Linked DNA regions of Homo sapiens: all the other regions are linked to region 2. A link is a loop called in an ENCODE intact Hi-C map of the cell type or tissue named here. Cell type or tissue: PC-3. All regions are shown on one strand.

Region 1 (8,000 bases), 270 kb before region 2:
GGAATTGTTTGCGTGTCCATGGGTGCTTATATAAGTCATTATCTTTGGTGTATGACAAATACACAAACTCCTGTATCTCTAGTAGCCTGTAATTCCTAATTGAGGGACATGATTGAATTTATGTAGTTTAGCCCCAAGTAAGTAGATAAAAATTATTAAGTAAATGCCCTGGTTCATCTAAACAAAATATGTGACTAATAGCTTTTTATATGAACTATATACATTTAGTTTACCTAAGTTTATTAATAAATAGTATCTCTGGGCATTTTTAATTTTATATTTTATACTTAACTATGAAAGTATCCAGAACCAGATTCCAGTCACTAACTACCTCTTCATTAATGGATCAATGGTTTTATCAGATTTATTAGAAATTTGTCTATACTGAGCATGTAATATGTACTTTGTGAAAATAGGTATAAAACTGGGCTCATCTTATCAGCATACCATTTACCCAATTATGGGAGTAAAAAAGGAGGCATGTGTATTTTTCCCCTAATTCTGAAATGTCTCCCAGTTCTTGAAATTTGAATGTGAAAATGTGTGCATGCAAATTAAGACATTCAATCTGAAAGACTTCTTTGTATAAAATACTAACCAAATTTAAAGTTGAACCATAGGGTAAATATAGTAGAAAAGTATATTTTGAATTCTGAATTTTATTTCCATTGGATACAAACAATAATTACAATTGCTAGATGTGTTTTAATGAATAGTTTGAACTCATCATGCTAGCAAAAATCATCTGCATATAAATAATAGGGCAATTTCAAGCAATTTTTTCTTACTTAGGTCAGATATTCCTGCCAGAAACTTGTTTGCTTTGTTAATTTGTTCAATTATTAAACTTTGAGAGTACAAAGATAAATTTACTAATGGGGTTCAATTAACAAATTTCTGATTACATTTCCCTAATGATGATAGTATAGAACATTTATTTCTGCTGTGCTTTATTAGTAAAATTGCAGTGATCTGGTGACTGGAATTAAACTGCTGAAAAATGACTTGGTCTGATTTATTCACTGAGCAAAACCAAGCTTTAAAGGCTGTGTTGCTATGGCACCCAAGATTAACTGTTAAAAAAAAAAAAAAGTTTAATTTTAGTAAAAACATTGGTACATCTCTTTTGGCATTGTGTAGATAAAAATAGATTCCCCCCTCCCCCTTTTCTTGTCTTTTTTATGTTTAGCAAGTCCTTTGCATTCTTTTAAACATACACTAAAAGAAATTTAGCATATTTAAAGAGAAGGGAAAAAGCAGTAAAATAAAACTGTTTTATCAAAAGATTACAATTTGTAAAATAGCAAATATTTCAGTCATCATTTTTTATATGTATATATATATACTTTTTATTTTGTCTAATTTAATCCTTTCAAAAACTGTCTGGCTTCTCATACTTTTTAGAAAGATGGTGCCAGAGAGGGAGAAATCACTCTATTCTGGTAGTTTCGTTTTGTAATTAGTCTTCAAACTTAAAAACAGGTTGCAAAATTGGGACAGTAACAAGTTTTAGGAGAAATCTTAATGTAGCTCTAATCTTTCAAATTCTAAAAGAATATGTTTTCTGTTTCGTGAGACAAAAGAATTGTCTGGTTGCTTTAGCCAGGATTGATTTCTGTCTTCAGAACACCATTTGGTGGTGTTAAGACTGCTAGATGAAGAATTTTGTGGGAAAAAAAAAAAAAAAAGAAGAAAAATTGAATGCTTTGTATGATCATCAAAAGCCACTTTTCAGGAGTATTTTACATTTCTTGGTGCCAAGCAAATCAGAAATCCTACCTTACAGAGAGCGATTTGTTCATGAGATGACCCAGTGCTGCAAGTCGCTTATGTTTATCATTATGCTTCCACATTCTAAGGAAATTCCACTTTCAAACGTTGCCGTCAGTGCTTTCTTCTATAGGAAGAATTTGAACTATAAAATTTGAGAAGCTTCAGCGTCTGTGGAAATTTGAGAGCATTGCCTTTTTTCCTCTTTATTGAATGTAAAGTGTTTTAACAAAAGCATGGTAGCCCAGTACATTTTAAATGTCAAAACTTGCACATAGTGTATCTCATAAAGAATTTAAATTTTAGACTTTGAACTTTTAAAGCCTCAAACATCTTTAGAGGCTGACTACAGCAAATAAACAGAATGTTTTGCAGAGAGATTTAGTGAAGAAAATTTTTTTTTGCCGTTGTTTCTCACAGTGCTCTGCAGGTGAAAATGGTGAGGAAACTTTGATAGTTCAAGACTATGCAGGGGAGAATTTGAAAGCAGAAACAAGCTTTTACAGATTTTACCTGGAAAAACAAAGTGGTTTATATGAGGTGCTAGTTCTTACCTTTATGATTGCTAATTTAGATTTTATAAAAATTGAAATGAGTTAATATTTTAAAATATTTAAGTATGGTCTCTGGACAACAATAAGCACAGTGTACTTTTTTAAAAAGTGACTTTATGTAAGATTATAAATTACAGAAATGAGTTGTCACTTCCCTGTTGTTACTTATTTCTGATTTTAAAATAGCAAAATTTATAAAGCTATAGTTTTGAGAAAATAGTAATTCATATTCTTAAAATTGTTATAATCTCTAAATTAATACATAAATTATTGATTTAATGTTAAATTTTGATTTTAAAATTTATTTCAGTTTCTATAGGTAATATATTGAGGTTCTGACAATTTTATATTAATGTATGATTTTATTCTGACACAGCTGTTGAATTTGAACTACTAATTATTTCTAAGAATTTGTTAATACCATTCTCCAACTTTGTTTTAGGCAGCTAGATTGTATCCAGGGAAACCCATTTAGATCAGAAATAACATTTCGTTCTAACTTCAAAAAATAAGCATCCACTTTAAAAATGGAATCTGAATTTAAATAAAAATCCTAATTTAGGATTCAGTTCCATTCTTTAACTAGCGGAAAGAAATCTTAGCAAAAAAAACCAAAAAAACAAAAAAAAACCAAATTTACCAGATTGCCAGTAATTTGCATTAAGGAGGAAGAGATGGATTTTTTTTTAAGTCAGCAGGCATTGAAGATAGTTCAGTGAAGTTAAGTAATAGAGATCTCAGATTTTAATTTAGTCAAGATTATGATTTTACATAGAAGCACTGTTGAAATAGGCTTGATAATAATATTTTAAGTGTTATACAAATCTGGATGAAATTATATTATTTACTGTCTTACTCATTGGTTCAACTGTGTTTTAAAAGTGAGAGACCTTATATCAATGAGTGTTTGTTCTGTGCATCTCATGTGCATGGTGTTAACAAAATAAAATAAGCATACTTCTAACATTTGGGGGAGCATCCTATTAGTTTGGGGGTAGGTTAGGGACTCTGCTTTCCAAATAATTAATTTGATAGATCCATGCTCTTGAAAAATTGGGTACATACTATTTTTAAACTTTATTTTTCAAACATGATATGTATTGTTTAAAGCATTAGCTTAAATGAAAAATAATATTTTACATTCGTAAAGTTCTGTTTATTTAATTCAGTAATGAAATTAATTTGGAGTTGTTGGCATACTGCCTTCACAGGTTTCTGTGACTCATTTGCTGAGAAAGTGTGATTCAAGAGACCAGAATCATTTTTTTCTCATTTGCTAAAACTCATGTTTTGACTATGGGCAAATGTTCATGGCAGATTTAAAACAAATTTAAAGTAAATATTCTGTGATAATATTTGGAAGCTGAGTGATGTCTAGCCTTACATAACTAGGACAAATATAAATCTGTGAGTTCACGGACTTCAAAAGTATCAACTATACATCATTTTAGAATACTGGTTTTGTTTTTCTCATATTCTTAGAGTTTAACTCTTATACTACTAATTATGACCTCTAGAAGGTAATTGCATTTAGAAGCAGAATATCTGCTGTTTTATTAATTTAATAATTAAGGACTAAATGGTGTTCCAATTTAGGTTTAAAAGTAAGCACATTCACACAGCATTTAAAACTATTTCTTAATGTTTTTTTCCTAGAGAAGAAATGATAGCTCCATGATCGCTATATGTTCTGTTCAATACTCATTATATTTATAATTTATATTACATATATATTTATCCATTATATTTATAATTTAGTCCTGTCCAAATAAAATATATTCTCATAGTTAAGTGTGTTGTGGTAGTATAATGATTACATGAAATAACCTGGACCTTGCTGTTTGCAAAGTAATTTAAATGTTTATTTTCTGAGTTGCTACTTGGAAATTAAGTTGTGGAGTGATGTTTCTCATTGGTCCAAGGAGCAACATAAAATCCTGATTTATCAGATAATCCTACAGGAAACGTATGCCTGTTTTGACTTATGATATGTTTCTTAGTACAATGTCCTGCTTTTCTGGCTTTCCATTAAATGTTTAGAAAAATTAGTTAATAGTTTTGCAGGAAAAGAAAGGAAATTTATCAGTCTATACCAGCTATATAAGAAGTAGGAACATATATAAAAGACCTATAATTTTCCGATCTCACTTTGAACTTTTCTTCACAGTTTTCCAACTCAAGATGGTATATAGTCTTGCACAATGGGCTGTAGCCAACTTTCCGTCAGAAGAACTGAGTAAAAATTATTCCAAAATTGTTCTTAGAAATAAATCTGAGCCTGGAATTGTCTTGCATTAAAAAACAAAAAGCAAATGATTGCTTTAAAAGCACACCAAATGATATTGGATGGTCTTTATTCTTGACTCTGTTTTTTAAAGTGTGTATACGTTCATTACATCCAGTTGTCTATTGGGCTTTTTTACTCTAACTTTTCGGAAGTTGACTGACAGGCCACTTTTCTATAGTGGGAAATAGGCACCTTGTGTGCGCGGAGGGATTTCCAGCCCCCGACCCCGGAACCAGCAATTAGCGTTTAGGCGTCCTGCACCCCACCAGGGGGCAGCACCGGACACTGCCTTTCCTAGAGGCCTGAGTGCATTTAAGGCTTTCTGGCAGTGCTCTCCACCCCTCTTCCTCATACAGGCCTTACGTATTTTTGGTATTTTCTTACACATTTTAGGCTTAGTAAGTGTTTAATAAATGTTAGCTGTTTAGGCATTGTGCTATACGGATGCTACTTTTCAGGTTTGACCGTTCTGTGTACCTGAATTTTGTCTTTAATGATAATTTGTTCTATTATTTAAAATACCTTGTGCTTATTATAAATATGGGATTCCTTTAACTTGTAAAATCTAGCAATTATTGAGCACTATGACATGTCAGGCATGAAACCAGGTACTTTTTATATGCTACTGCAGAATCTAAGTAGACATAGAGGCAAGATAACAATAGAGTCATAAAACAATATGAAACTGCAATAATGGGGAATTGTAATACTTCTATTTTGATGTTGAATAAACAGTATAAACCTCGGGGAGGTTAAGTCACAATGGAACAAAGATCCCTTCAGATAGAATTCCAAATTCCGTGCTGTATCAATTATATTATGAAACCTTGCCATAAAAAAAAAAATTGTTGAGGATGAGCGAAGCCACGATGTGTAATGCCTGAGACAGAGGTTTCAGTGATGTAACTCCAGTGACACTGTGACAAGGAGAATTAGGGATTGACATACTTAAAACTTGAATGGAGAAATAGGGTTAGATATTGAGAGATCCCAAGGAAACCTGTGAAAACCTTAATATATGTGTTTTTATGGACACATAATATGTAACATATTACATTCATCAAAACATGGGAATAAATTGACGTACTCTTAATTTTTAAAAGCCCCATAAATATATTTTACTTAAAACCGTAATGGATCTTATTCTTTTAATTTGTGCTTGTCCTCTCTTACCTGCTAGAAAATTTAAAGGTTGTCTGTCCTTCCTAATTTTAACAAGATACTTCATTTTCCAAAAATGAAACAAGACAAAAAGGTAAATTTGTTTTGTTTTGTTACAGAAAATAGTCAAATGAAGATATTTTGCCTGTGTCTGTGACTTTAATGATTTGGAATTGTTATTTCACATTGTTTGCTTTCTTTTCTGGCTATAATGTGCATAGCAATCCAGATGGCTAATATATAAACAATTGGAGTTATGCTTATTGGAATCATTTAGTGTGGCTTAGGAGGTTCCCACTACCCAGGACCATCTGTTCATTGCTCTGTGTATTACCTTCATGATCAAGTTTGTGTTTTCAGCTCCTTCACATATCTTAGCCTACACCTTTCTTTATATGTGAAAGAGGCTTCTAAGACTGAACTTAACTCATATGGCCCTCAAGGCTATATTGTCAAACCTTGATAATCCAAGCCTGCCTTCCACATTACCATTCTTCTTTATTCCTAATTCAATTTTTTCCCTTATCATTGCTATTCTCAATAGTAGGGTCTTAAAATTTGCAGAAGAGTGACTAAGAAAATGGGCTTTGTAGTCAGGTTCGAATCTTACTTGGCTGTGTATGTAGCGATTTGATCTTGGGCAACCTCCTTTATCTTGGTTTCCTCACCTGTGAAATGGAGTATAATACTGACTTCATGGATTTGTTAAGATGGTTAAATTAGATAAAATATAACTCATTTAGCCCATGCCTGGTTTATTATTAACATAATTTAGAATGAAAATTCTCCTGTTGCAAAAAGGCATATTCAGAAGTAAATTCAAATACTATATTCTAAAATTTCACAGCGTCTTTTGGAAGAAATAGCTACTTTTCTTTAAGCACCTGTCATATGTGCTTTCACATTGCCAACAGAATATATGTAGGCGGTACTAAATTGTTGTTTTGGGGTTCATTTTCAGTCCTTCTTACTGGATCCTGGGTGCAACTTTAGACCCCAAGTAGCTAGAGAAAAGTTTCTCTAGGTGCCTGTCGTCTCTGGTTACATGTTACACTATAATCTGCTTTGGAGCCTCACAGCCACATATGTTATTGTTCCACGTGAACTGAGCCAGCTTACATACACAGCTCTGTGGGGAGAAAGACCATAAACGAACACTCCCCGTTTCTAGCCCATATTCTGCATAATACATGTAAGTCTCTCAACAGCCCTGTAGGCTATGCCATTACTTAATTCCCAATTTATGTGGCTTACTTTTTCTGAATGAAAAGTCATCAAATATGGTTTTTAAGTTATGGAACAGAAGAATATGATTAATCTGAATTGTCATGAAAATTCAGGGCACATGGTTGCTATGGTTATGGCGTCATGTATTTATAATGGAGAGATACTTTGTCTTCATTAATCTACAAACTTGCCAGTGGGATTCGGTATTTTTTTTCTGTGTGTGTGTGTGTGTTTGTGTGTGTGTGTACATACGTACGTACGTACATGTATACAGCTTCTGCATGAAAACACTGAGGCTGAACAAGGTGTTCTGTTTTGGTGGTAGTGCAGAGAAACATACTCACACATAAATTATTTATATGTGAACCAATTCAGTGAGAAGTAAGTACAGCTGCTTAATTGACCTAAGGGTCTTATTTCCAACTGCTTAAAAATAAGTGTAAAGTGAAGTTCATGGAAGAAATAACTTAAGGCTCTTTAATATACTTTTGTTGGTGAAGAGAATTTCAAGCTGTTTCAGTCAGTTAGCATATATTCTTAAAAAGACTGATATCCTATTCGTAGTCTTCTCTTATATATCCTTGAATTATCTTCCATGATTTTTATATTTTATATACTTATAATAGCGTATTATAACAACTTAATGCTACATAATTTACAGTAATCGTTTCCAAATTAAGGAAGCCCTATGTGTAAAATCACAAATTTATGTAACATAACACAGGAACTTTTATTCATATAAGAAAATCATTATTCACTTTACTGTTTTCCTTTATTTCAGCATCATTTATTACAAAATTAATACTGTTTTCGAAAAACCAAAACAATATATTATAAAGCACAACGTGGAGTCTTCTCTCACCTCCTTGTCATTCCCAGCCTCAAAGGGTAACCACTGTTTACAGTTCAAGTGTGTCTTCACAGCAGATGTTTTTCTATGCTCGTGCAGACATATAGATGTATTCCTGGAAAGAGTGATGCTTGCATTCTTGAGGAGTTAG
Region 2 (8,000 bases):
TAATTGCTCAAGCTAGGGCTTCCAGTACTATGTCGAATAACAGTGGTGAAAATGGGCATTCTTTTCATCTTCCAGATATTAGAGGAAAGGCTTTCAGTTTTTTTTTTTCCATTCAGTATGATACTGGGCCTGTTAAATATGGCTTCTATTGTGTTGAGGCATGTTTTTTTTATACCCACTTTTTTGACGGTTTTGATCACGAAGGCATGTTGAACTTTATCAAATTCTTTTTCAGCATTAATTGAAATGATCATATGGGTTTTGTCCTTCATTCTGTTGATACAATGTATCACATTGATTGACTTGCATATGGTGTACCATCCTTGCATCCCTGAGATAAATCCTACTTGATCACAATGAATCATCTTATAAATGTGTTGTTAAATTAGGTTTGCTAGTATTTTGTTGAGGATTTTTTCATCAATGTTTATCAAGAATGCTTGCCTGTAGTTGTCTTTTTAAAATTTGTCTTTGTCGGTTTTGCTATCAGGGTAATACTGGCCTCATAGAATGAGTTTGAAAATATTCCCTCCTCTTCTATTTTTTGAAATAATTTGAGTAGTACTGGTATTAATTCTTTTTTAAATGTTCGGTAAAATTCAGCAGTGAAACCCTTGGGTCCCGGGCTTTTCTCTGCTGGGATACTTCTTACTATGACTTCAATCTCATTAGTTGTTATTGATCTCTTCAGGTTTGGGATTTCTTCATGGTTCAGTCTTGGCAGGTTGTATGTGTCTAGGAATTTGTCTATTTCTGCTAAGCTTTCCAGTTCATTGGGATATAGTTGTTCATAATTGCCACTAACGATCCTTTGAATTTCTGTGGTGTCATTTGTAATGTCTCCTTATTCATCTCTGATTTTATTTAGATATTCTCCCTTTTTTCTTCATTGGTCTAACCAAAGTTTTGTTGACTTTAATTTTGCAAAAAACATTTTTTTTGTTTCTTTTATGTTTGTATTGTTTTCTTCATTTCAGTATCATTTATTTATTCTGTGATATTTATTATTTCTTTTCTTTTACTAATTTTGGCTTCAGTTTGTTCTTGCTTTTCTGGTTAACATGAATCATTAGGTTATTTGATATTTTTCTACTTTTTTGATGAAGGTGCTTATAGCTATAAACTCCCCCTTAGTACTCCCTCTGCTGTATCCCACAGGTTTCAATATGTTGTGTTCCTATTTTCATTTGTTCCAAGACATTTTTCAACTTTCTTCTGAATTTCTTCATTGACCCACTGGTTATTCAGGAGCATGTTTTTTAATTTCCATGTGTTTGTATAGTTTCCAAAATTCCTCTTGTTGTTCATTTCTAGTTTTATTCCATTGTGGAAAGAGAAGATACTTGATGTAATTTCAATTTTTTGGAATGATTTAAGACTTATTTTGTGACCTAACATATGGTCTATCCTTGAGAATGACCCATGTGCTGAGGAGATGAATATGTATTCTGCAGCTGTTGGATGAAATGTTCTGTAAATATCTATTAGGTTCATTTGGTCTAGGTGCAGATTAAGTCCCACGTTTCTTTGTGATTTTCTGTCTGGGAGGTCTGTCCAATGCTGAAAGAGGACTGTTGAAGTCTCTAGCTATTACTGTATTTAGGTCTATCTCTTACTTTATCTTTAATAACATTTGCTTTATATATCTGGCTGCTCCAATGTTGGGTGAATAAATACTTAAAATTGTTATATCCTCTTGCTGAATTGATCACTTTATCATTATATAATGACCTTTGTTTTCTTTTTTTGGAGTTTTGGCCTTAAAATCAATTTTGTCTGATATAAGCATATCTACTCCTGTGCTTTTTTGCTTTCCATTGGAGTGGAATCTCTTTTTCTATCCATTTATTTTCAGTCTGTTTGTATTTGTAGGTGAAGCGTGTTTCTCGCAATCAACAGATCACTAAGTCTTTGTTAAAAAATCAATTTAGCCACTTGATCTCTTTACTGGATAATTTAGTCGATTTACGTTCAATGTTATTATCGGTAAGTCAGGACTTCTGTTATTTGTAGTTTCCTGGTTGTTTTGTGGACTTTCTCTTTCTTCTTTCTTTCCTTCCTGTCTTCCTTTTAGTGAAGGTGGTTTTCTCTGGTGTTATGTTTTAATTTCTTGCTTTTTGTGTGTGTGTATCTGTTGTATGTTTTTTATTTGAGATTATCCTGAGGCTTGAAAATAATATCTTATAACCCATTATTTTAAACTGATGACAACTTAACACTGATGGCATAAAGAAACAAGCATACTAACAAAAAGCAAAGAGAGAACTAATAACAATGCCACACTTTAATTTTGTCCCTCTGCCTTTTAACTTTTTGATCTTTCTATTTATATCTGATTGTGCTGTCCCTGGTCTTGAAAAGCTCTTGTAGTTATTATTTTTGATTGACTCATCTTTTAGTCTTTCTGTTTAAGATACAAGTCATTTACACTCCACAGTTACAGTGTTTTTTTTATTTTTTTTGTTTAATTACAGTGTTTTTTAAAACACAATATTCTGTATTTTAAATCAGCATATTATTGATCACACTGTATCTTGCTCCTTCAACAACTACTCCTATTGCTTTTGAGTTTGTGTTCTATAACAGTCATTTTTGAGTTTCAGCCCAACTCCTGCCTCTTGTTTATGAATTTTTTCAAATCTTTGAACATGCAGTTGATACCATACAATTTAGTCCTGAATTATATACTGCCTCTTTGTTGGGTAATATTATATACGTGTGTCTTTTTCTTCCTTGAGATCATATTACTTTAAGACGAGGATGTCATATGTTCCCTTCTGAGTCATGCTCAATAACTGTTGGACTGTTAATCTAATGGAACTTCCATATTCATGTTCTCCTATCTAGTCATTTATACTTCAAACAAGTAGAGATCCAACAACTCAATTACAGCATTAATCAACTAGAGAAGTCCTGATACCCAAATCCTTAAAGTCTGGGAAAAATTAAAATATATTAGCATTTTTGAGGCTGATAATGGGGCTGGCAAAAAGGAGAGTTCAAAGCACCCACTCTTCATTCTATGAAACCAACCAGCAGAGGGAGCAAAAGAGATATTAAAGTTTTTCTGTTTCTGCTTGCGGACCTTCCTTGATGGTTGCTGTCTAAAGCTAGGCTATACTTTAAAAATATATTCCTTTAATCCCAAGGTAGAAATTCTGCCATATAATTACCATGTGTCTGTAAAACCAGTTCTAAAAGATTCTACGTGAAGGATTTCTTTCCCCAATTTTGAGTGGAAACCTTAAAATCTGCTGTTCAAAATCTAGGACTAAAATTCTAGGCTTCTAGGTGGCTTAGGAAGTAAGGCAAAGAGATTTTGAATGAATAAAAAATTTAGCTTTCTAACTGTTGCTTAGGTAAATGATATTAATAAATTTCTGCTATGTTTGGTGTTATCTGAAATCTTTCAAGAGATTTTTTCACACTATAATGGAGTTTTTACTACATTCAGAATCAATGTATATTTTCTATACAATCAGGAATATCACAGAGATGGTCACTCGGAAAATAATGTTTTAAAATATATATACATGCAAGTATCTATGTGTACACATTTAACACATATACTATACATAATATGTGTTCATATTTTCATATGAAATGTCTTTTAAAGATTATAGGTCAAAGGAGCTTCTCATTATCCTGGATATTTGGGCTTAGACAATTTTGTCAAATATAATCATGATGATTGCCAAAGACTCATGTATGATTTACGGCACCCTTTGCAAAGCTTTAAGAATGTCATTTCTTGCATTCTTCAGATGAATTCAGTATAAAGTTTTCTTGGATGTATCATATCTTGTTTCCAAAAGTGTCCCCTAAATTCAATAAAGTTATATTAAAGTATTGCCACAAGGGAAGTAAAGAAGCAAAAAATAATAAAAATATGTGATGATGCAAAGCTAATATGAGTTTAATATGAATCATTTTATTCCTCTGCTAAAGGATATCAAGAAAAAGAAGGATTTATAGCATATTTCATTTTTAAAGAGAAGACAATTTTGTTTCTTTTGTGTTGGGCTTGTATAAATTGTTACACTAATGAAATATAACACAAACTCTGGGAATTTCCAGATATCATAGCACGGCGGGCATTCTCATCACTTGTAATTTCTAATATTAGGTAGAATTATATTAGATTTAGTTGTTTCAATTGATCATTAAAAACATGTCATATGAAGAGTCCTTTGATTGAGACTATTAAAATTATTTTATGAGGAAGTAGATTGGACACATTGTGTGTGTCTGTATGACTGATCAACAATATAATATTTGCCTTCCCTAGGAAGAAACAATCTATCTGTCATAAAAATCGTTTCTTCTATTATCTATTTCTACTCTGTAGAAAATTTTTAACATAATGTGGTTATTCCTTGTGCCAAAGGCATAAATTCACAGAGTAACTGGAACTCTGTGTGGGACACCTTTTCTGTCCTCTGGCTGGGTGGTTGGATTATGCTGTGGAAAGAACAGCATTACAGCTTGGAGAAGAAAACGCTCCACCAAGTGTTTTGTAAGAACATCCAGAAGAGAAACAAATAAACCAATGTTGGCATTCATTTCATGAAAGACACTAAAAAAGTAAAGTTTGAAAACTCAAAGTCTAAAAGCACCTTGTATTTTAAAAGAATTAAACCTTTAGGAAGATTTAACTGTCTCATGCTTCTTGGTAATAGCAGTTTAAAGAAGTCCATTGTTTTAGATTTTTGGTTGTGTGAATATGGGTAATGTTTGAGTTTGTTGAAGTGATTCACGGATTGGGAGAAAGTGCTGAAGAGAAGGTGGAGTGGTGTGGTTCAGTGAGCTGGCTTGAATTAGCAGCCCAGACATGTCAGTTGTATAGACCCAACTTTATCATTCAGTAATTGCTTATCCTTGGCCAGTTCAGCAAATTTTTTCTCATCTGCTCTTCTTATAGGGTCCAATAATCAAATGGAGAAACTGAAAAAGCCTGGCATGTTATAAAAATGTGGACTATCTTTATGAAAATTATTTGTTGGTATTAAAAATACTCAAGTAGATGATCATTATGGTAGTTTTGAATGATTTTTAAAATTATACTCTAGAATACACAGCTTGGAAATAATAAATCTTAACTAAGAATAAGCCAAAGTGCCCTGATCTTTGGAAATCAGATGAAAATAATGCAGTATTCTTGAGGACATTCATGGTGATTAGGGAGATGACCTTGACCGGTTATCAAATTCACAACCTCTTACAATGGACCAAACCTAAGCCAATTTGATTAAAAGAGATTTTCCATTGTTTATAAAGACTACCATGGCCAGCCAGCACTTCATTCCAATACAAGCAGTTTAAATATTATGCAATCCTTTCTTATGTAATTCTTGATTCTCAGGCCACACCAGCATGGGGATAAAAATAGAACATTATGATTGCTGCAAACTGGTATTTCTCTGGCCATGCTCCTATTCACCATGTGAGAACTCTGGATTACCCTTACATTTTTATTAAATAATTATAGCATTCTTAAGATGTATGTCATCTACAATCAGAAAATTTAGCCTTTTAACTACCCAGTGGCATCCTATGCTCGATTTTCTCTATCTTTTATCATATGCCAGTGTAATATGTCTCCTGCCTTCTGGTATAAAAAACAGCAGCTTTGCTGCCAATGCCACCCTATGGAGATGATTCTAGAAGGAACAGTGTCTGTTCCCAGGCTGCTAGTGCTGACTGCCAAATGTGTCAACGAAGTCTTAGCATTAGTCACCAGTATCTCCTGCTGTGGGGGATGAGATTAACCCCAGCGCTGTAGTTGTCTTGTGTTCTGTATATCTGTGCTGGTCGCCCTTGGTTTTACTTGTTCTTCAGTCAATGCTATTCTGGTATTTGGTCAATACCATTCTGGTATTTGGTCATGAATCTGCAAGCTCTGAAGTAAGGGGAATATGAGTGACTGACATTGTACTGCCCAATAATTTTGTCTTGCCTTTTATTTTGTAGTCCTTGAACCAAACCTGTGTGTCTCAATTCAATTTTGCTGTAGTTTTACCCAGGAGGAGTTTCAGTCTCTTCTCTAATACTCCCTAGCAGGCACACCTTATAGCCCTACCAATCACAGGTAGTTCTTTAGGCTTAAACTGATATACTATACCCCAAAATATTCCCTAATAAAATCTATATCATGATAACTTCGAGGCGTTTCCTTTAGTTGGGGTCTTAGAGGCCTCTCTCATTTTTATAGAAGTACTTCATATACTAACAGATCATAGACAGCCTTCCCAAATATCACTTCTGCAAAAAGAACCTCAATTTTTTTAAAGTAAGGGTGTTATTTTATAGACTATTTCTTGTCTTTTTGATTGTAGGCTTGAAGTTTTCTTCAACTTATTGAAAAACTGGGATACCTCATTCTAAAATATAACTCCTCTCTTTCACAGCATTCCTTTGTTTATCAAGCCTAAATGATGAGATGAAGCATCATTTATGGGGTCCTAACATAACCCCCATTCTCAGTATGTCCAGTGTTATTGGAATCACACAAAGAGTGCATGCCTTTTAAATGACACATAAGAATGAAGTGTTACAGCAGGCTCCTGCTTTACCCTGGCTTGTAGTTTCCTGAGAGATGCCAGAATTGGCCAAGGGAATTCTTTTTGAAAAGATGGAAAAAGGTTCCATGGAAGACAAACATAGATCACTTTTAAAAAATCATTTTCTTCCATTTTTATTCCCCTCGTCAGTTCATAAATACTAAAGCCCACTTTCAAAAGGTACACATAACCTATTTGTGTTGGAATATAATTGGAGGGATTTTGAGAGCCATTTAGACATTTGACAAATGTCATTTTGAAAAAAATTTCATTATTGGCTGAATAAAATCTAAAGCAGATGTCACATTTGATTGTATCTATTAAAGATATATGTCAATTTATTAGTGCATATCAAAGAGCAAGTTGACATGTTTTTTCAATATATTCATTTCTCTAATTTATCTCAGGCAGTAAACAGTATAGGGTTTTTTTGTTTTGTCTTTTTTTTGTTTGTTTGTTTTTTAACACTGATCCCCATAAAGTATTCTGGGAAAGAAAGTTTCCATGGTGAGTGAGTTTGGCTTTATACCTTGTTTTCAGAGGCCCTGCAGCAAAAAATTTTTGCTTAACTTATTTAACTGACCCATTTCCAAACTAACTTGACCACAATAACTACCCTTTCCCTTTTGTTTCAAACAGGGACACAGGAACACATTTAACTCTTGTGGAACACACTTTGGTAACTGCCCTGGTTTAAACTCTCTAGTACTTTTGACTTAATGAGTAATTTATTTCAATTTTCCTCTCAATAAATATTTCAGGTATTGCGCTAGTTTTGTTGAGTCAACCAGGGTTTTTGATATGGCATACATATATAGCTTTATTCTACTCACAATTTTATATGCATTTTTTGAACATACTTGTTTGCCAAAATAATTGTTTGCATTAGGTTCTCATCATATGGTAAGGCAAATGCAAGAGGATCTAAACATGTATTTTTATTTTATTTCATTTTTTATTTTTAAATTTTTATCTTTTGCCTGGAGGCCACCCTAAGCATGTATTTTTAAAGTAAGGTCTAGGCAGTTTCTTAGGACCAGGATGGTGCTGAGCCTAGCTGTCTCCTGTTTGGGAAAATACCAAAGGTGCAGGACATTCAGTGAATGGGCAGACAGCTCAGAAATGCAATCAATTCAATAGCTGCAAGAGACCATAGATATCATGTAGTGTTAGCCTTTCATTTTGTGTTAGTAATCAGAGGCCCAGATTACCAATATGACTGGCCTCAGATTAGGCAGCAGTTGTGGTATAGTTGCATTTAAACCTGGCCTTATAACTCTTAGTCCTCTAAGATTTCTGCTATACTTAGGGCTTCTGCTATTTCTTATGACTCTGGTGGAATAGTCAGACCTTGCCTCAACTTCATTTCTACTATTTTCACCAAGATCACAAAGCCACAGCATTGAAAACATTGACCTTGGTTTTGAAAAGCACAGCTAT
Region 3 (8,000 bases), 79 kb before region 2:
ATGTCTGCCTGAGAGGAAACATTTTCCAGTGTCCTCCTTCCTTTTTCTTTGAAAATGAGCTCAACGGCCGTGTTCCCAGGCACTATAACAAATGAGTTGCTTCAGGCACAGAGAGGCATTAATAAATGATGTTATTTGTTAAAAGTAGCTTAGATGTCCCGCTCCCTCAAGTCAATGTCAAACCCAGTGAAACAACAGCTCTAACAAATTTCTCTGTGGTCCACATTGGGTCTTCGGTGTGTTTTCTTTTATGGCGCAGGAGGGTCAGGTGGACAGGGCAGATGTGGTGGGGTGCAGGAGCTCTACTATTTATGCGGACCTCTGTTAAGGAAATGGCAGAATTTCCGGAATTCTTTAGCTACTTCCTCTTAGTATTTGCCACTTTCTCTCCAGCTGTGGATGCCGAAGCCCTTGAACAAAGGCGCAGAAGGCCCAGAGCCAGGAGAGGGCGCATCCCTGAGCCCGAAGCCGAGGCGGCTTCCACCTGTCTACAGGAAACACAACACCGCTTGCAGTTGGAAGGCTTGTTCTCAACCTACTGTTATATGGCTTGAGCCGTTAATCCGCCCCTATCACACAGGAACATTCAGAAGTTAGGGACATTAAAAACACACAGGGTTCAAGTGTTTTGCACTAAGCTTGTTTACAGGAAAAGGAGAGCCTGGTGAGTCATCCTTCTATTTTCAAATGGAAACTACCAAGAATTTGTGAGTGCACTTTGCAACTCTATGCATTTAAATTGATCAAACATTAAATATTAATGTGAATGACGTGGGAGCAGAATGCCGTTTACCAAGTAACTACGATAGAATGATTTTAAAGGTATTATGAGAAGGTGGGGAATTAGAAAGATACTTTGCCTTAGCTGTTTTTATTTTTATCCACCTGGGTATAGGAGGACTATTCAGTATTTGGTAGGGAGCAGGGTAACAGAAAGGTTACCATCATCAGTGATTCTAAATTACAGCAAACCCATTGCAAGTGGCAACAGACCATGATACAGGCTGTAGCTTAAAACAGGAAAAGGAAGTGGGGCTGAAGGAGGAGAGAGGAAAAGAAGAGCATTAACACTGGTGGAGGATTCAAGAGAAGCCTTGCTGCCCTTCTCTGAACACTCTGTCACTCTCCTTCCAGTGAGGGTGCTACACAGTTATTTTAAAGCTATGCCATTCTACACCTTTGCAGAACCTTGCAGGTTGCTGTCATCAGCTAACTGGGTGAGCTTGTCTTCTGTGTATCCATTCAAGTGATGTAAATACTGAACAGAATGGACCTTGTGGTATGTGTCTAGGAACCTTCCTCTAAGGTAACACTGTTTAATTAATCAGTATTGCTTAACATAATTTGTTTAATAAAATATAAACCCTGCTAATTTGCTTCAATTCAATCCACACATCTTCTGTTGTCTTCAAGATCAAGACTTGCCAAGTGGCTTGCTGAATAAAGACACACTTTGCCATTTTCAAGTCAAGAGAGTAGAGAGCTAAAGCACAGACTTTCAAGCTAGCCTGCCTCAGTTTTAATCTTGGCTTAACTATGTACAGTTACTGTATGTCTTTGAGCAAGTTACTTTTCTGTGCCTTAGTTTTCTTATCAGTAAAGTGGGGATAATAATAGTTTACACTTCGAGGGTTTCTGTGCGGATGAGATGAGTTAGTGACAACTGTATATGCTTAGAAAGCATGGAGTCCATAGTCAGTACTGCCCAAGTGTTTGTTCTTATTGTCATTGTCATAATCATCATCGAGTGATCCTCCCCAAACAGTGATCACATCATAGTCTGTTGGTATTTAACCTATGTTTACACCCAGTGATTACTATTCTACATCTATATGTCCTTGGGTAGATTACCTAATCTCTCTGATCCTCAGGGTTTTTTTTCTGTATAAAATATAAATGAGAATATGTGCACACAAAATGATGTGTACACAAAATGAAGGTCTAAAAATCATTGTAGAGTTTTCCTGCAAATCTTCCCTTTTGAGGCATCTCTCTTTTAAAACATAGAATATATATATGTATATATATGCGTAGAATATATATATATGCATAGAATATATATATAAAAGCATAGTATATATAGATAGATATATATATGGGCTACAAAATGCTCAGCAAATATAATACATGCAGTGAATATGAGATATCTAAACTATGTGTTCTTCCAAATACAGCATTAATTTGCTGAAAGCTTTTTTCTCCAAGTAGCTAAATTTGTCAACACTTTGGAAAAAGCAAGTGAATCTGCCACATCATTATCTACATCTATATGTCCTTGGGTAGATTACTTAATCTCTTTGAGCCTCAGGTTTTTTTTTTCTTATAAAATAGGAATGAGAATATGAATTTGATATGCACAGCATATCGAGTAATTATGTTTCTTCCACAATCTAAGCACTAGAGATGTTTTATTCAACATGAATAAAACAAAGTCTTTGCTGTGATGATAAACATATGTAAAAAGTACGTAGTATGTTAAGTGATTTAAAAATGTGCCATACAAATGTAAAGCAGAAAAGAGGCCGAAGAGTGATATGGAGCAGGAGCAGCAGATATGATAGCTTTTCTAATAGTGGATGTTGGCATGTTTGAAAATTCTTGGTGTCACAGCTCTAACACTATGAATTTTTTCATCAAAACTGAAAGGTGAAGAAATCTCTTTAAAAACTGTTCACTGGCACATGAGGCTTTTCTCCAAGCAAAAAGCTTCTTTTTGAAGCTACCACAGAATGGCTTCTGACATTCTGGAAACCAGAGCACGGGCTTTTGCGGGACAATTGTTCCAATATGCCCCCACGTAAGGAGCATGGCTGGCCGTATCCTCAGGAAAAAGATATTTTCCCATGTGTTCATGGCTTCAGTATCTCTTCACGACAAAAGAAGATAATTACATTTTTATTTTTTTCAGTAATTAATTGTTTGCTCTGAAATCACTCAAACTTGTTTTGTTTTTTCTTTTTGAGATGGAGTCTCACTCTGTTGTCCAGGCTGGAGTGCAGTGGCACCATCTTGGCTCACTGAAACCTCTGTCTCCTGGGTTCAAGCGATTCTCCTGCCTCAGCCTCCCAAGTAGCTGGGACTACAGGTGTGTTCCACCATGCCTGGCTAATTTTGTTGTTTTTAGTAGAGAGGAGATTTTGCCATATTGGCTAGGCAGGTCTCGAACTCCTGACCTCAAGTAATCTGCCATCCTTTGCCTCCCAAAGTGCTGGGATTATAGGGATGAGACACTGAGCCTGGAAAATCACTCAAATTGAACACTAGAATTAGAATTACCAGTGTTTTTTATGTAGATACCTTCATTCTCATCTGGAAACTCTTGTAGCTGGAACATCAACAATGCACTGAATTACCTGTATTTCTCCCCTTTAGAACTTTTCCCAGAGAAGTCCAAATGTCCTTGGACATTTTCAGTTATCATAGCTTAGAAAAAAGCACAGTCCTTAAGAGACTGGTAACTGAAAATTATTTCTGGGCTATCAGATATGCTTAATAAAAGCTTCAGTAAAGTCAACGACTTCTTTACAGCACACGTGATCTTAATGTGGAAGACATTTTACATTTTTCATCTGGCAAACCCTATGCAACACAGTTGGAATTATTCTTCAAGAAGTGTCAGCAAGTTGCTGAAATGAATCAGGGCTAAGCTTTGGTCACAACTTGTCCATTTTTAGGTTCTCTGGGAACCAAGTTATCTATGACTGTATAGAAGAGCCATGAGTGACTCTTCCCTCAGTATTCTTGCTATTTCACCTTTTGCTCCGTCCTTACTCTTTTCCAGTTGAAGAGCTTTCCATGTATAAATCAAAAGTGGAGGTTGGTCCCAGAGATTGGACCTGAATTAAAATCTGTTTTCTATATTTTCCTTGTCAAATGGGATTGTCTGAATTTCAAATCATGTTAGTTTGCTTACTCTGGCTAAATTTCTTATTTCTTTTGTTGATTAATTTTTGATATTCGATCATAGTTGTACAAATATTTTCAATTATTTCCAAATATTTGATTTAGTTTTTGGGCAATACACTGGGTTTCCCCTCCAAATTTATGAGCCTTGTCAATATTATCCAGAACTTTGATGTCTGAACAGGCCTCCCATGAAGAATGTTCTCCTTGGCTTTACTTTTGAATGCACTCTATGAAATAGCATGCTGCGTTTTTAGATTTGTCACTCATACTAAACTCCACATCCACATACTAGTTAAGCATATATTTGGACAGTTGAATTATATACAATAATTGTTGTGAGCCTTATCAAGGTTAAAGTTCACTTGTGTAGAGGAAACATTTTAAAACACTCTAAGGTCTTCTTAAGTTTGAGCAACACGTGAGTAAGTCATTACCACCAATAGCCTATCTATTCAGTTTCAGTGCTGTTTTTATAAGTACTTTCTATTTGGGCTTTCAAAAATGTAAGTGGGATGAGAGAGAGTAAACAGTCGTTGTTTGTTCTCTTCCAGGATCAGATTACATGATAGTTGCTTAGTTACTGCTCTACACAGTGTACGTACCTTTATGTGTAAATACAGATTTCAAAATCTCTACAGATGTACCCTGGGTCAGAGAGGTTTTTAGCAGATCCAGAAAATGCGTGGTCTTGGTTTCTCACAAAAAGGTACCGCCAAACATGTTTGGTAATAGGAATGTAAATAGTGAAACAAATCTACCGAGAGTAATCAGAAAAGAAAAGAACTTACTTGATTCCTAGAACCCAACGTACAAAAAGGCAAAGCTAACTGGAAAATGCCTCAGGTGGTGCATCATGTCTACCAGGTGCATTGTGTGACACTGTTTGCTTCTCTTTAGTACTTTTTCCATTAACTCCATGAAATATTTATAAACAACCATCTCCCTTTTCAGTACTGCCAATTCATTCTGTTCAGAACTAAGTCATTTGGTGCTAAGTACCCAATTCTTGCCATGGTGCTCCAGGGGCCAAGAATGACTGAGTTTGGTTTCAATAATGCCTCTCTTAGTATTCCATTCCTACCAGTGATGTTGAGAGCCAGAGAATTGGGAGACAGAGCTTGCAGGGGATTTCCTTTCTGTTCTTGTTCCAGAGTGGCTACAATGAAGATAAGATAAACAAGCAACTTCTGTGCAAGGCACTGCCCACTAGTGTCTTGGTGAAAAGTGCTTCTGAAAGTCAGGGACAAGGGGGAGAACTGATGACTACATGTGTTCCTGGTTAATTTCCCTTAATTACCACCAGATCAGCCTTGTACCCTGTCCCTTGTTTGCACTCAGAAAAAAGTTTCCTTTACAAATGTTTAACCTGAAAACTTTTCAGGTATAAAAAATACCTACAGCACACCACAAAGGCTCAACTCTGCCAGCACCCACCGCCCAAGGGCTTTAGGGACTGCTTATAGATGTTTATTTTAAAAGTTTAACCAAATGGCTGAGAAACAACTATTTTGAACCTCACCTATTCTTAAACAGATTGTAACTAGATTACAAGTAAAAACCCCAAGAAGCTGTCTTTAAATTAGTTAAAACTTGTATAATATCCAAGAAATTTATAGAAGTTAATTCTCCATTTCTCTCTCAAATTCATTCATTTAATTTATTTTCATAATTGGAGAAATCAGCAATTTTCCTATTCTGTTAGAATATCTATGAGATAATGATAAAGAGAAAAAAGTTAATCAAGTGGAAGAATTTGCAGAGGGATATTAGGTTCAGAAATAAATTATTTCAACATGTGAGGTTTTTACTGGGCTGCCAAAGAAAATCTATGGAGTAGGTCACAAGAATAGAAGCAGTAGCTAGTAGGCTTAAGTTTCTTGGTTTAGAAAAAGTTAAGATGGGTGTTCAGATATTACATTTTCTAAGAAGTTGGGTGGTTTGGAGAAGAATATGTACTTACAAGTTTAATTTCAAGAAACAGATTTTGGAAAACTTGATTAGAAGTAAATTTAACAATTACTAATCTTTGTCATTAATAATGGCTCACATTATCTTTCACTATATTTTATTCCAATATTTTAAATTATAAGTACTGGGCTAGAAGGAAGAAAATTGGGTTATAGTTCGATTTTTGACACTAACAAACAATGCAACTTTGGGAAAATTCATTTAACTTTTAGAGGCCTCAGTTTTCACTAAATGTGAACATTGCAATGTCTAATTTATGTACTTTCTAGCCTTCCAGCTCTAAAATTTACTCAAAGAAAAGTGAAGATATTTTCACCATCACTTCAGGTGTGTCCTCTAATTATATTTGGTTAGAAATGGTACCAACTTCTCTGAATGCTCTGTAGTTATTGCAAATTTGTGCTATTCAGATAGTAAACTTTCGCTCCTTAAACAAAAGTTTGAGGGCCACTGGTTCTATGAACTAGATGCATGAATTTGCATGCTTCAAACTCGAGTGATTTCTCAAGGATAGCAAGGTTTTACAGCAAAATTTACATTTATTTCTTCTGTAGCCAGGAAATCCTTTCTGCAAGAGTCTGATTTAAGTGATATTTTTGTTGTTGTATATTCTCTAAAATTAAGTTTTGAAAATACAATAGGCTTAGAGGACAACTAGTAAAACAAAATGAAAAACTTCATTACATTCATCCTGGAAATCAAGTACCAAAAAAGAAGGCACTAAAACCTTGGGATAAATAATAAGTAGTAGTTTTTAATTATTTTTAAACTAATGAACTTAGAGACTAAGAAAAGCTTTTGAAATGTTATATAGGCTCACCTACCGACAGGCATTTGCACACACATATTTACATACAATCTGAAGAGGTCCAAAAGGGAAAAGAACTCTATTAGGGTATCAGAAAACCAAATAGGCCATCTCTAAATTTCAGTTTTTGAAGTAAGTTTTGTTATCTGCATTCGACATTAGAGAGAAAAAACAAAGCAAAACAATGACAACTCTTAATTGTCCAAATAAGGGAAGAGTTTACCGGCATAGATAAATACAATCAATGGATAATTCTCAAATAATTTTTCTTTGATTTTGTAAAACTCATTTTAGCTTGTTTTGCCTTATGCTGATGTTGAAATCTGGGCATCTTGAGAACACACCAGTTGTTGGTTAGCCATATATGTGGTAAGTTGCTGGAGCAAATCCAGCCTGAATATTCTGTGAATGGTCTACAAAGTGTGAGCAATATATGTGGATAATTACGAGCTTTCAACAGGTTTTTATGTATTAATAAACATTTACTCCGAGGAGAAATCTGAGCACATTAATAAAGGCTGCAGTCAGTCCCACAGAGATACATATATTTTACCACAGCATGTGAATAGACTTTGAAAGGTGGCTGCCATTTCTCCTTCCAGATTTTACAGATGAGAATAATCTACAGTTAGAGGCATAGTATTCTGCTCTGAAATGGCACAGGATAGAACACAAGAAAATGTCTGGCCTTTCTCTCTCTCACTCACCTTTTACTTTTCTCTCCATTTTGATGTGGTCACTTTCTCATCTCCGATTCTGAAAACAATTTTAGTGTGGGTCTTACTCAGTGTGTTGTTCTGGAGAAATCACGGGGGCACTCAAATGTAATGCTGAGTCTGATTCTTGTTGGGCTCATGGTCAAGCACAGTTTTTAAATAGATGAAACCATTTTTGAGGGTTTGTTTTGATAATACTTATATCAATAATTTCACCCTTACAACAACACTCCTTAGTAGGTATTATTAACAGTGTTTATGAAGTGCAAATCAGGTCCCCAAGAAGCTAAATTATCTGAGGCCACTAGGATTGTAAGTGACAGAGCCAGTCCCAACTAACTGAAAATTTACATTCCCCATATATATATTTAGTTTCAGCTTATTTCAGTCTTTGGGATATAGTAGATGCTCAGTTACTATTTAGTGAATGTTGTTTGAAGGATATAGGTAACTTCAAAACTACACTAGCTTCCTGATGTGGCATCTAGCCAAACACATTGCTGTTCATCCTCCTCCATTCCCAATTAGATATTGAGCTTCTGTGCTCTTTGAAGCAGTGTGATGGACTAGACAACTCTAGCTGGAAACTTCATGTCTTGGGA

Evidence for each region. A loop is a pair of places that touch in the nucleus more often than their neighbours do. Peaks named below come from ENCODE experiments on the same cell type or tissue, not always from the same donor. Only the 100,000 strongest peaks of a DNase experiment are listed, where the experiment ranks them.
Region 1: a loop joins it to region 2, with 11 times the contacts of the local background. A loop is called at or near these places in 12 of 110 quality-filtered maps.
Region 3: a loop joins it to region 2, with 2.9 times the contacts of the local background. A loop is called at or near these places in 2 of 110 quality-filtered maps.

Annotation. Positions count from the first base shown.
Region 1 is chr6:80,333,560-80,341,559 of GRCh38, forward strand. The region is part of intron 9 of BCKDHB (branched chain keto acid dehydrogenase E1 subunit beta); the gene reads left to right. Among named protein-coding and RNA genes, the nearest start is that of BCKDHB, 230 kb to the left of the region's middle. In PC-3, CTCF peaks have their summits at 4,864 (motif pointing right) and 5,064; no DNase peak of the experiment used is centred here.
Region 2 is chr6:80,602,566-80,610,565 of GRCh38, forward strand. All of the region lies in intron 2 of LOC112267962 (a long non-coding RNA gene), which reads left to right. Among named protein-coding and RNA genes, the nearest start is that of BCKDHB, 500 kb to the left of the region's middle. In PC-3, a CTCF peak has its summit at 3,008 (motif pointing right); a DNase peak (open chromatin) is centred at 5,716; H3K27ac peaks cover 1,979 bases.
Region 3 is chr6:80,523,243-80,531,242 of GRCh38, forward strand. All of the region lies in intron 1 of LOC112267962 (a long non-coding RNA gene), which reads left to right. LOC105377869 (a long non-coding RNA gene) reads right to left here. Exons shown (of 3, transcript XR_942720.3): 3 at 6,598-7,438. Among named protein-coding and RNA genes, the nearest start is that of BCKDHB, 420 kb to the left of the region's middle. RefSeq lists a silencer at 370-664. In PC-3, no CTCF peak of the experiment used is centred here; a DNase peak (open chromatin) is centred at 4,439; H3K4me3 peaks cover 332 bases; H3K27ac peaks cover 1,407 bases.